Linked DNA regions of Homo sapiens: region 2 is linked to region 1. A link is a contact called in ENCODE Hi-C or POLR2A ChIA-PET data. All regions are on one chromosome and are shown on one strand. The core of a region is the stretch at or near the end of the contact, and the rest is flanking DNA. Distances in the headings are between cores, read along the strand shown.

Region 1 (6,921 bases), core at 2,130-4,629:
TCCACACTCAAACAAATAAATTATCATTTGCAGGCAAATGGACTAAGGCCAGTTGAGTCCTAACTATCAGAAAATGGAGAGCAAGAATGAAAAGGAAGCCAAGGTTACTAAGGGCTTCATAGGTATTAATAACCTCTAGGTCAGCCCATTAACAGGTCTGTGCAGAGACGGAATCTTGAATGAGAATATTTAATGATTAAAATGTACCCTATAGGCAAACATTCCCTTCCACTCAGAGAACAAGAAGGAATGTGAAAAGTCTGATTTCTGTGGGAAAGCACTTTGGTTCCAACCATTTGGGATCTGATTGACATCTTTAAATGAGCAGTTTAGTCCTTTGCAGGCCTCCCTCCAGTTGCACACAGGAGCATATTGCACATGGGATGCATCCCGTCTGCTCCACACGGAGGGAGTTTCCACTGAGCACAACACAGGGTGTGGAGTAGAATGAAGCCTTGGGTGTGTGTGCATTGTGAGATAAAATGACGATAGGGGCTTGTTTCTTGGCATGGCCCAGCATCAATCTCTGTAGGCAGGGCAGGCTCTATTTACCCATGGGCTGATTTGTTCCACACTAACCCCAAGCCACAGAGGTCACACCATCAACTGAGACTCCCTCAATGTGTCATCACAGCCAGTGTAGGGCAGCCCCTCTCAGGCTGGCACCAAAACCAGAAATGACTAAATATAACGCACTTTTTATCCTGTAGCTTAACATCTCCTTTACGCAAGTAAAATTTTTACAAGGGGCCTACTGAGCACCATATATGTGTCTGCATATTTTAGATTCTATGGAGGTGACCAAAAACATTGGTATGTTCTGTCTTCCTGGGAAGACATTCTTCTTCAAGGGAAGAATGAAACATAAAACACAGTTCTCAGGGCAAAAGTCTTGCTCATGCTTCATTAGGACTTTTGGCCTTGGATGAGACCAGGATTGAGGTGAGGGTTGACCCCCACCTTGACCCCCACACTCCCTCTCCCCCAACCTCCCACACCACACAAAGTACAGAAAAAGAAGTTTTTCTGGTTGTAGAGCCATTGAAGTAACAAATATTGTATAAAGGAGGAATTTCTTCTCTTTTACCCACAAGAAACCTAAGGCCTAAACCAAAAAAATAAATGACTCATTGAAAGATGGGAAAATAGAATCTAGGTCTCCTGGCTCCCAGCTTCATCCAGTAGCTCCCCAAATGGGTTTTCAAATCCAGGGTGCATCCTCAGAGGTGGCACAATTTTTTCACTAAGGCAGGGGTCCCCAGAGTTGTTATGAGATGTTAGGACAAATAAATAAAAGAAAAAGGGAAAACGATCAGGTTCTGTAGTCAACTAAGATGAGAAGAACCTGGATGAAACAGAGATTTTTCCCCTATAAATTTCTTAGCCCATTTGATGTGTGAATGTGAATTGTCAGTCTCTAAAGGGGGGATTATTGGACCCGGAACTCTACCTATGTATCTATGTATGTGTGTGTATCTATGTGTGTATACGTGTGTATGTATGTATGTATGTATGTATGTATGTATCTATCTATCTATCTATCTATCTATCTATCTATCTATCTGTCTGTCTGTCTGTCATGGAACATCTTCCAGACCAGCATTTCACAGGTCCACTGCAGAACTTCAGGCCCTTGTCCTTGGTATGACATGCAAAATGTGTGCTGGGCACTGCACCTGTGTACCAAGATGACTACTGGTGGCTGAGTTTAAACGTAGAGACCATGCTACCCACTCATTGACTTCTCAGTGACATGAAGTTTCCTAAAGCAGATGAAGGCCTCTTCACACATGTCTGCCCCTTACTCCAGGCTTATTACCTTCTGTGGATAAAGAGTGAGTTTGAAAGAAATCAGTGGACACATTAAAAAATATCCAGTAATACTGCAGCTGTTCTAATCCACTCCTACCAACAGTTTTGAAGAGATGTTGATAGCGAATCAAGCTTTATAACCATGTGATCCCATCTTATGGTTTCAATCCATGCACAGGAGGAAAATTGTGGGCACGAAGTTTCCAAAGGGAAAATTTATAGATTGGTAGTTAATGAAATACAGTTTTCCTCCTTGGCAAATTTAATTTACTAGCTTCACTGTATAGGAAAAAGCAGGAAAAAAATTAAAACCAACTCACCTCCAAACCTGTTTTGAGCTTTTACTTGTCTGCCCAATTGATAGTTTCTACTCTCTGCTTTTGATGAAAATATTTTTTATTATTTTAATGTAACTTCTGAAAACTAAATTATCTAGAAGCAAATAAAAAGATATTGCTTTTATAGTTCCCAGAAGGAAAAAACAAACACTAGGAAAGTTCTATCTATCAGATGGGGGAGATGTGATGGAGGCAGTGATATTTGAGCTGAGCCTTGAACAATGAACAGGAGTCTACCAAGCGAGAGGCTAGCGGGTGGCCCTCCAAGATAAAACAACAGCATGTACAAAGGCATGGAGACATACACATCTTGACTTTTCCAGGAATGGTGGGAACGCTGGTGGAGCTAGAATGTAGGTACATAGCATAAAGTGGCAGACGGGAAGCCTTTGGAAATCTTATTACATAGGACCCTGGATGCCATTCCAATGACTTTGAATTTTCTGTAGGCTGCCAGCGAAATTTCCAAGCGTGATAGAGTCATGTCTATCTATGCACTTCAGAAAGACAACCTCAGGGTTAATGAAGAAAATGCATTGGAATATAAGAAACTGGTGACCAGAGTGATCAATTGCATGACTGTTGTGAAAGTCCAGGTGAGGGGAGCTGTGGGCAAGGTCAGAGTTGAGAGGCATTTCAGAGATAAAATGACAGTAACTAAGTAGATGTCAGACTGAGAAGAAAGGGCTGTACCAGATATATGGTGCTATCATTAAGTGAGCTCAACATTGCAGAAAAGGGGTAGGTTTGGTGGGAGTTGCTCACAAAACATGTTTAGTCTAAGCAAAACCATTGCCATGGGCTCAGATAAAAGTTAAGAAGTGGAAACCATTCCTACATTCCTATAGGAGCTGCTATCTGGAAGGCCTAGTATACACGTGGCTTTTCAGCTGTGATTTTGTTTGATTTTAGGGATTATTCTTTTTCTGAATCTGAGCAATGTTAGCGTGTAAAATACTCACGCCCACAGCTTTGACTGGGTGAGAAGTTATCATAAATCATATTGAGTTTGTTGTGATACCTTCAGCTTCAACAAGTGATGAGTCAGGTCAACTCCATGTGAAAGTTCCTTGCTAAGCATGCAGATATTCTGAAAGGTTTCCTGGTACACTGGCTCATGGCACAGATAGGAGAAATTGAGGAAGGTAAGTCTTTGACCCCACCTGATAACACCTAGTTTGAGTCAACCTGGTTAAGTACAAATATGAGAAGGCTTCTCATTCAGGTCCATGCTTGCCTACTCCTCTGTCCACTGCTTTCGTGAAGACAAGATGAAGTTCACAGTGAGTAGATTTTTCCTTTTGAATTTACCACCAAATGATTGGAGACTGTCAATATTCTGAGATTTAGGAGGTCTGCTTCTTATGGCCCCATCATGGAAAATTTGTTTTAAAAAAATTCTCTCTTCAAACACATGGACACAGAGAGGGGAACAACACACACTAGGTCCTGTTGGGGGGTGGAGAGTGAGGGGAGGGAACTTAGAGGACAGGTCAATAGGGGCAGCAAACCACCATGGCACACATATACCTATGTAACAAACCTGCACGTTCTGCACATGTATCCCTTTTTTTTAGAAGAAGAAATAATGAAAAAAAATCTTTTTTCTATTTATATAATCATGGCATTTATAAGCATCTCTATAGAGAAGGATAATTGTGCTGAGATTAGACAGCTGTCTGAGCACCTCACACTGACCTATTTTTAACAAAATGACTTTCCGCATCACCTGATTCCGGTCTCCATGCAGGGTAAGCAGTTCCTAAGCCCTAGAAAGTGCCGATCATCCCTCATTCTTGAATTCCTCCTTTTATTTACCAAAATTCCTGAGCATGTTCAGGAAAGATGAAAAGCTTATTATCAAAATAAGTGGCTGAGATAGACTTCTTGTCACATTTGTTACAGTAAAATGGGTCTCCAAGAAAGAAAGATTTGCCTTGGGCTCTAGCATGGCCATTTATTTAAGAAAGCATCTGAAACATGAAGCTACCACAGCATCTCTCCTGTGGTTCCAGACAGAAGCCTGAGAGTCTAGGAGGAGGTGGACCGAGAAACCCTGCCAAAGTAACTAGTAGTGCCGGGTTTCTCACAACACGATGCAAAGGGGCTAGAATCAGATGACTATTTTCATGTTTCAACATACTACACACTGGAAAACGTTACGGCAGACTCTACTTTATAATGGGGCTGCAAATGTAAAATGACTACCTAGAACTAGGTCCTCTTAATAGCAGCAAAGTTTAAAAGGGTCAGAGGGAGCTCCAGACACAGGTTAGATTTGATTTCTCTCCTAGTTCTGCTGTGAACAAGAGGTATAAGTTTGGCCAACTCACTTAACCCCTGAAGCTCAGTTACCTTATCTGTAAAATGATTGCATTGTACTAGGTGTTCTCTAAAATTTCTTCTACCTCTGACTTTTTAGGAGACTAATTTTTAACTCCTTTTTAAGCTATTGGGAGAAAAATTTAATTTTTTTTCAAAAGTTACCTTGAATCTCTAGAGCAGTTCTCAAAACTATTTTGTCCCAGGCAAAGGAAATGAGACTAGGTACCCAGAATGAGGCACCCTGCATAAAGCTCTGTGCTCTGAAAACCAATGTCAGGGACCCTGTGATAAATAATTAAACCAAGTATCCTGGGACACTGCTAGTGACATCGCCTCTGCTGATCACTCTTGCCAGCGAGACACTCTATACTTGCTTTCTCATCATTGGCATCCAAACTGCCTACTAATCCATTGCTTTGGAAAGTTTTTTTTAATAAAAAGATTATTTCTATTAGGAAGAAAACATCCCATGTTAAATAGGAAAATTAACTGAAATCATTTTCAGATGTGATTTTTAGCACTTATAGCCATCTCAAACCATAGTATTCATTTATACTATGCTATTTATTGTAAAACTTCTTTTTTTTTCCAAGGAAAATAAGATAGTTTGCTTTATTTTAAAACAGTAACTTTCTTATATTGGGGCACTGACCAAAATTCAATACTGGTACAAATATGTTACCTAGGAGGTCAAAATATGTGCCAGGTGAATTTTCTGAATTTCTCTAAAGAGAGAATTTTAAACCTTATAAAACAATTAGAAACAAGTGAGTGAGAGGTGAGCATCAACAACCTGTGTAACATAAGCCACAGTACAAATTTAAGCTGAATAACCAAGCCATGTCAGTTATCCCAAATCATTTTTGTTAATATTTAGGAGGATACACATATTTTCAATAACTTAAAAGTGAATCTTTACTCCTATCTCTTAATACTCGAAGAAGTATAACTTTCTTCTTTTACTAGATTTAAATAATCCAAATATCTACTCAAGGTAGGATGCTGTCATTAACTATAGCTGAGTTTATCCAAAATAGAAAAATCATGAAGATTTATAAAGCATTTTAAAAATAATCATTTATAGCAAGTCCTTGAAAGCTCTAAATAAGAAAGGCAGTTCTCTACTTTCTAATAACACCTATGGTTTATATTACATAATATAATTCAACAAAACAGCATTCTGACCAATGATAATTTATAGGAAATTCATTTGCCAAGTATATGTTTTATTATAAAGTTAATATTTTGACCAATCTTAAAAATTTTTAAACTCTATTCTGACATTTCCAGAAGTATTATCTTAGCAAAGTCATCTTTATGATACCACTTATTAAACTGAAGAGAAACAAGATGGTACATTCTGGGTTTTACTTTAAAAGGGATTTGATTCAATAATTTGATTTATCACTACTTGAAAATTACATTTTCTTCCTCAGTACTGGATGGCAATGAGATGAAAGCAGCTTTCCTGGCTCTCAACTTCCCTTCTTCATCAATTTTTCCAGCGTTTCATAAGGCCTACACTAAAAATTCTAAAACTATATATCACATTAATATAATTACTTATAATTAATCAGCAATTTCACATTATCGTTAAAACCTTTATGGTTAAAAAATGCAAGGTAAGAGAAGAAAAAAACACATTGAACTAGAACTGAACACATTGGTAAAATTAGTGAATACTTTTCATAAGCTTGGATAGAGGAAGAAAGAAGACATCATTTTGCCATGTAACAGGAGACCAATGTTATTTGTGATTTCAGATTGTCTTTGCTGGACTTCTTGGAGTCTTTCTAGCTCCTGCCCTAGCTAACTATGTAAGTCTCACCTTTTCAAGTTTGCTACCAAAATGCATTTGCAAGGAAATGTGATATTAAATCACTCTCAATCTCTTATAAACTTCAGAATATCAACGTCAATGATGACAACAACAATGCTGGAAGTGGGCAGCAGTCAGTGAGTGTCAACAATGAACACAATGTGGCCAATGTTGACAATAACAACGGATGGGACTCCTGGAATTCCATCTGGGATTATGGAAATGTAGGTAGTCAACGTGCAATTTTCACTTTATTGTTTAAAAATACGATTTCTTTTTAACAAAAAATGTGCATGTTAACCATAAAGAAATTAAAAATAAATTCTAATTACACATAGCATACAGTTATAAGTAAAGGTGACCATTTTGCTCATCCGATTTTGTTCCCTAGAGATAACTACTGTTAATAAGTGTTGCATGATCAGTTAAAATTCAAACCAACAAACACTATGTTCAAGGGATTGTGGGTATATACAACAAATATGAACATCCTTTTGCCTTGCCTGCAGATACCCTCAATAATGCTGAAAGACTTATACAACATTACTGCTTCCAAAGCTTAGACTATCTCACTTTGTTTTCAAAGGAGGTTTTACGACCTTCTAAAGAGATTGAAATTGACATTTC
Region 2 (6,921 bases), core at 1,971-4,470, 39 kb after region 1:
TGCTCCCACGTGCATGGTTAATTTTCTCCTGTACTTCTCCAAGTCCAGAAATATCCATCCACAGGCTGAACATCACCATGTATATCGTTCTTCCACTGCCTTGAATTAAAGAAGCAGAAGAGTCCCTTCCAAACCTCATGTATCTATCTTTATAGGCCTTGAAAAGGCTGATCAACCTCTTCCAGAACACTGGAGGCCTTGGAAGGCATTAGGAACCAGGACACTCCCAATCAAGTCAGAACACTGAGAATTACCTCAAGAGGATGGTAACATTTGTGTAGGAAGATCTTGACATTTATATGTCTCTGAGTTGTAAAATCATTCTGGAAAATGCTAGCAGGAACCCACCAAGACTCTCCCCAAGCCGCCTTCTAGCCTGCAGTGACTGACCCACCTCTCCCATTTCTCTACAAGCACTAATTATGAGGCCACTACAGCCTAACAAACAAAGGCAAAAGTTGTTGCCAATTTTTGACACCTGACAACATCCCCCGCTGAGCGAACATGCTGGGATCACAGAAGAGGCTTCATTTACCACTGTTATAGACTATGGACATCTTTGTCGTATTTAAACTCTCCCTGCGAATAACCATATCTCTGCAGCTCAACTTCAAGCTCACTTCTCAAGAATGTTTGGAGAACACCTCCCTACAGTGAGTGAGGCTGGCACAAAGCCCTCTAGGTAGAAGAGGCAGCCTGGAATGTATTTCCTCAGGCTGGAGGGAGAGCAGGGTAGAGGCATTTTAAGATCTAGAGATGGACTTCTTTCTAGAATCCTGGAAGAGAGGCAGAGGCACTGGGACACTCAAATATCTGAATTCCTCTCACTGCCTGTCTGCCCTGGAAAATACCATCTTTGTCCAGAGGAGCCTCTTGATCTTTCTCCCCTTCCCCATAACCTTGTTTCCCACAGAATATCCTCTCTCCTCCCACCCCTGGAAGAACTATGCCCTCATCTATCTTGGATAATGGTGTCTGTAACTTTGAAGAGCTCTATCAGGACACCCCCTGCTTCCTTCCGGGGTAATTTCCTAAACTATTTTGCCTGTAAAGCTCTCAACACATTCCTCTGTCACCTAAACTCTTAACAACTTGAGACGGCCCTGGGGGCATGACGGTGAGAGAAGATATTCTTAATGCTTCCCTGATTCATCTCACCCCTCCACCCGCTTTCCACATTCAAGCTCTTTCCTATTCCTTGCCAATCCCATAAACACTCTCTCCATCACATTGTCATATCCCTTTTCTTCTCTTACCAGCTCCCACCAGTGTTTCTGCTTTCCCTTACCCATCTGATTTCTATAGATTTCCTCACTGTCTTTCAAGTCATCGAGCTGCAGTGGGGTCAGCATGGGTTTTCAATCCTTTGAGGAGAAAGAAGACATGGAAGAGGAAGACTTGGATGGTTAGGGTATTTTAATCTCCCTCCAATTATTTTTTTCCTGAGAGCAATAATTCCCAAAGTATGGGTTTAATACATTTTATCTATGAAACAACAGTTTCATGGTCAAGTAAGTCTGGGAAACACAGTTCAGCAATTTTTTTCCTACAGAAATTCTCAAGGCTTTAATATGATACTAGGCATATATTAGTTATCTTTTATTATATTTAAAATTGCCCCCAAACTTAGAGACTTAAAACACTAATAAAAATTCGCTTATTTCTGTGGATCAGGAATCAGGGAATGGCTTAGCTGGGTAGTTCTTGTTTGGGATCTCTCATGAGGTTGCAGTCAAGATGTCAGACAGGGCTGCAGTCAGCTGAAGGCTTCACAGGATGTCAGGAACCTATGTCCAAGATGGGTCACTCACAATGTTGGCAAAGTGGTGTTGGCTGCCAGCAGGGGTCTCAGTTCCTTACCACACGGACCCCTCCTTGGGGCTGCTTGTGTGTTCTCACGACATGGCAGTGGGCTCTCCTACAGTGAGTGATCCAAGAGAGAAGGGAAAAACCACAACATCTCTCATGGCCTATCCTCAGAAGCCACACACCATCTTCTTAATTACTCACAGGTCAGTCTCACCCAAGGTGGAAGGGGTGTGAATTCCAGGAGGTGAGAAACACTGGGTTCATTTTGGAGGCAGGTCAGTGCTACGCATGACAAATCTTCAAGGCTGATTTGACAACATGATTATTGGTTAGTGGAGCATTCCAAGACACTAAGATTCCATGGTACACATGTTGGGGGAAACCACCATGGACTGTCACATTGGGGTATAAGGGTCTGGGAGGCACACAAGTGGAGGGGAATATGTGTGTCTGGAGGAAGAATCCTGGGAAAACAGTACATGCATATGCACTGAGGGCTCCCAGAGCGGAAGACAATAGGAAGCTAGAACTGGGGTACCACTCGGAACTGGGGCTCAGAGGCTGATTCTCCAATTTAGAGAGGCTAGCACGGAACTTCCCTGCCAATTCCAAACTGCTTGGAGCGTCTCTACTCTTGTAAGCTGTTTACTTCCTCCATCCTAAATCAAAGATAGAGAGAAAATGTCAAAGTTCACAGGCTGAAAAGAAGAACTATTATCATAGAATCCCTAAAAGATGGAGATGGTGGCCATCTAGAAGGCTCAGCTGTTCCATGCCGGGAGCAGCCCTAAGTACCACACTCTGTGGGGTTGTTTGTGATGGTTTCAGACCGGACCCCAACAGTCTCTTTTATGGTCCAGACAGACTAAGACCATGTAAGGTCACTCTGATGACTCATACCACAAAGGTCCCGTTTTTCCCCTACTTCATCTGCACAATGGTTTGTTTGCAAAGGTCCTAGCCTGGGGAGCCGGAGTCACCGTGGTTGGAGGAAACAAATTCTCATCCAATGTTTAGTGACCTTATCAAAAGATGCAGGATAGGGAAGGAAAAGAAGGAATAGAAGGACTACAGAGAATGGAGAGGCGGTCACGGAAAAAGAAAGGGAAAGTGCGTGGGAAGAAGGAAGGAGTAAGAAAACACGCACAGCTCACATGAGAATGGTAAGGACAAGGAAATTTATACGCGAAGCCTGGAAGCGCCCCCGCCCCCGACGCACTCCCGCGGGTCCCACGCGTGCTTTCGCCGCCTTTGTCCACAAGGTGGCAGCCTTTGAACTTTCTTCCCCGTAAGAACGCGAAAGGGGGGCAGAGAGGAAGGAGAGAAGGCAAAGCACTGCCCCCACCAAGAACAATTTGAAACCCCCCCCCCCCCCCATCATATTTAAAATCTGGGACAAAGAACCGTCGGGACGGAACTCCTTCCATTGCAAAAGCTCGGCGCGGCCTCGGGAGCTGCCCGGCGGCCCCGGACCGAGGCAGCCCTCCCCTTTAAAAGAAGCGGAGGACAGGATTGGGATCCTTGAAACCCGAAACCCAGAAACAGCATCGGAGCGGAAACCAGAGGGGAAACCTTGAACTCCTCCAGACAATTGCTTCCGGGGAGTTGCGAGGGAGCGAGGGGGAATAAAGGACCCGCGAGGAAGGGCCCGCGGATGGCGCGTCCCTGAGGGTCGTGGCGAGTTCGCGGAGCGTGGGAAGGAGCGGACCCTGCTCTCCCCGGGCTGCGGGCCATGGCCACGGCGGAGCGGAGAGCCCTCGGCATCGGCTTCCAGTGGCTCTCTTTGGCCACTCTGGTGCTCATCTGCGCCGGGCAAGGGGGACGCAGGGAGGATGGGGGTCCAGCCTGCTACGGCGGATTTGACCTGTACTTCATTTTGGACAAGTAAGTGCCGCGAGTTGTCCCCCCCACCCCAGGCTAAGCGGGCGAAAACGCTTTCGCCCCGGGCCGGGCTCGTTGGCAGGGTCGCCTGGGGACAGGAGCGCATCTCCAGGGCCACAGAGGGACCGCGCGGCAGGCGGCGGCGGAGTGCTGCGCCTTTGTTGGGGCGCGCTCCTCCCAGCCTCGGCTCCAGAGCCCGCAGCCGAGGCGACGCCGCTTGCTCGGAAGGGGACAGACTTCTTTTCTGTCTTGCTTTCTGTGTCCCAGGAGCAGGCAAGGGGCTTGGAGGATGCTATTGTCTTGCTGAGTTTCTGTGACTCCCTCCCGTGTTGGTGGGAAAGGCTTGCTTACCAAAGGCAGAACTTGCAGGCACAGGCACTCCTAAAGTTAGAGGCTTGGGCATTTTAAAGCCAATCGTCGCATTTTGTTTTTGTTTTTGTTTTTTTGTTTTGTTTTGAAACGCTGTCCCACGGAAGGCATTATCTTTGCTCCTAATCATGTAATGCATACTTCTCACCGGGCACTGAGTGAGAATGAAAGGCAGGGTTTCTTAACCTTGGCACTTCTGAGATTGAAACCTGGTAATTCTTTGTGGTGGGGGCTGTCCTGCGCGTTGTAGGATGTTTAGCAGCATCCTTGGCCTCTGCCCACTGGATGCCAGTAACATCCCCCGCCCCCCACTCCTTCCTTATTAGTGGTGACAACTAAAAATGCCTCCAGACATTGCCAAATGTCCCTCCCCTTCGACTTGAGTACCCCAGATGTAGTGAATTCAAGCTCTTGGCCATTTGACTGGTGGGCTACCAGGGAGGTGCAGGAGCCCTGGTTTCCTTGCAAAAAGTGGTTAGGCTTTAGGATTTGCTCAAGGGAGAGCTGAATTCTGACCAATGAAGCACTTCCCAAATCCGCATAAGTTTGCCAAGCCACAGTCACCCAAGGAAGCTTCATGCTATCTGCTGAAAACCAGCTTCAACGATAAAAAGCCCCTCACAGAAGATCCGTGCTCATTAAAACTGAGTGAGCTCTCCAGTGCCAGGAGAGGCGCTTTGCTGTTACAGTGGTGGGGAGATGGATTTCACAGACTGGAAAGTATTTAGGAGTTGGAAAAAGAGTCCTGCAAAATAAGCTGGCTAGCTAGACACCAAATGTGCTTTGCAGTTGCCCCTGGAGTTTGATTTTTCCGTAAAGGCTGTTTTGAACTCCAGATTCTTTGGATGAAAAGTGAGATTTCTTTTCTGCAGATTTATGAGAAGGTGGATACTGAAAATATGCTCCAGTGCTAAGGAATGGAATTTCTTTTGTTACTTCTAGTGGCTGGAAGCATCAGCTCACAGACTTAGAGACAGTGCATGAAAACAGTCGGAGGTGCTCCTCCTCCGTGCTTTTTTAAAAAGCCAATTCAGAATGATATTCAGGAAAATCTAAAAAAAAAAAAAAAGGGGGACAGAATCACCATGTCTCTGAATGGATGACTGTAGAGATACTATAGAGATATGGATACTGTAGAGATAACCAGTTTTCCCCAAATTAATTTAGAAATTGAATTCAACTTTTCAGTCAAAGTTCTGAAAGAGTTTGTTTTGATGATAAGAATTTAACAAAATGATTCTAGGCTTATCTTAGCAAAAAAAAAAAAAACAGGTAAAAAGAGCTGAAACATTTTTGGAAAAGAATAATGAAGCCATATTCTCTCTCCAAATATTAAAATGTATTATAATGTAAATTAATAAAAACAGGATGGTAAAGGCCAAAGAATAGGTGGATAGAGTAGAAAATCTAAAAAGACAAGTACATGTAGATCCAAACACATGTAAACATTTAGTGGAATTTCCAATCAGTATATAATGATTCATTAATTTAAAAAAAAATGGTTCCTGGACAAGTGATTGATAACATGGAGAATGAAAAAGGTTAGATTTATACTTTACAAACCATACACATAAATAAATTTCAGAAAGGTTGAAAATCTAAATATTTAGAATGAAATGATCAAAGAACTAGAAGATAATTTAGATGAATATTACTGTAATCTTAGGTTTAGAGCTTTTAAAACATGATAAGGAAGAAACCATAAAGGAAAATAGAGATTTGAATATATTAAAATTTTACACTTCTATAAATGAAAAATAAGCCATGAAAAAACATAAGAAGTTACAATAACTATTGCCACATAAATCACTCTCTTAAGATTGATTTTCATATATAAAAAGCAGTAAAAGCAAAATCCCAATAGGAAATAGCCTAAGTGCATAATTCACAAGAGAAAAAAATATGAGTCAATAAATGAACTAAAAAGGTCGTTATTAATCAAAGAAATGAAAAAATCAAACAATATGATTTTTATTAGGTTGGCAAAAACTTTTTTAAAAATTACAATATTCAGTATTGGCCAATTTGTGGGAGATAGGCACTGTCATTTCTTACTAGGGAAAATGTAAATTGGTGCAGTCTTTCTAGACTTGCGCTGTCCAGTAGAACTTTCTAGGTCGGTAGAAAAGTTCTATATCTGTGCAGTTCAATACAGTAGCTACTAGCCATATGTGACTCGAGCACTTGAAATGTAGTTAGTGCGATTGAGGAAGTGAATTTTTAATTTTATATAAGTTTAACTAATTTGAACTTTAATAGCCACATGTGGCTACCATACCGGATAGTGCAGACAAGAAGATAATTTGGCGACACATATAAAATGCTTTTAAAAAATGAGGGGTGTTCCTTTCCATCGAGCAATTTCATGTCCTAAAGAAAAAAAATCCAAATAGTCACAAAGAAGTACCTACATGTATGTTTATGGAGGTGCTGTTTATAATAAAAAGCTGAGGATTACATGTGTCTAACAGCAGTGGATTTACTAAGGTATGATATGTGTATAGTATTGAACCTGCATTGCATGTTATACAAGCTTGTAAGCTATTTTAGGAGAAATACATAATTCTTAACATACTATACACTTTTAGATGGAAATGCAATTACCAAACGTCATCTGCGTTATGATTCCACCTGTTTAAAAAGTTAAACACACACATGTGTATGTCTCTATTTACCAATATGGTACTACTATTTGTCTCTAGCAGGTAGAATTTTAAATTTTGTTTACATGTTTTTCTTAATTTTTCTGTACTGAACATACATTACTTTTATATTCAACAAAAATAAGTTATTTTGAATTTGTTTTGAAAATCATGTCAAGTGGGTCTCTAAACAGTGTGCTCACTTCCAAGCCCCTTGCTG

Evidence for each region. A loop is a pair of places that touch in the nucleus more often than their neighbours do. ChIA-PET counts read pairs that join two places held with the same protein, here RNA polymerase II (POLR2A).
Region 2: a map of PC-9 shows a loop between it and region 1 (2.3-fold over the local background). The contact joins the promoter of ANTXR1 here to the promoter of GKN1 in region 1. A Hi-C loop is called at or near these places in 2 of 168 maps with a recorded cell type or tissue (PC-9 and chondrocyte). POLR2A ChIA-PET finds 5 or more read pairs at or near these places in 2 of 52 experiments (HCT116 and OCI-LY7).

What each region holds. Positions count from the first base shown.
Region 1 is chr2:68,971,257-68,978,177 of GRCh38, forward strand. GKN1 (gastrokine 1) reads left to right here and starts at 3,380. Exons shown (of 6, transcript NM_019617.4): 1 at 3,380-3,433; 2 at 6,239-6,292; 3 at 6,381-6,518. The coding sequence starts at 3,422. RefSeq lists a silencer at 870-1,102.
Region 2 is chr2:69,009,959-69,016,879 of GRCh38, forward strand. ANTXR1 (ANTXR cell adhesion molecule 1) reads left to right here and starts at 3,221. Exons shown (of 18, transcript NM_032208.3): 1 at 3,221-3,693. The coding sequence starts at 3,542.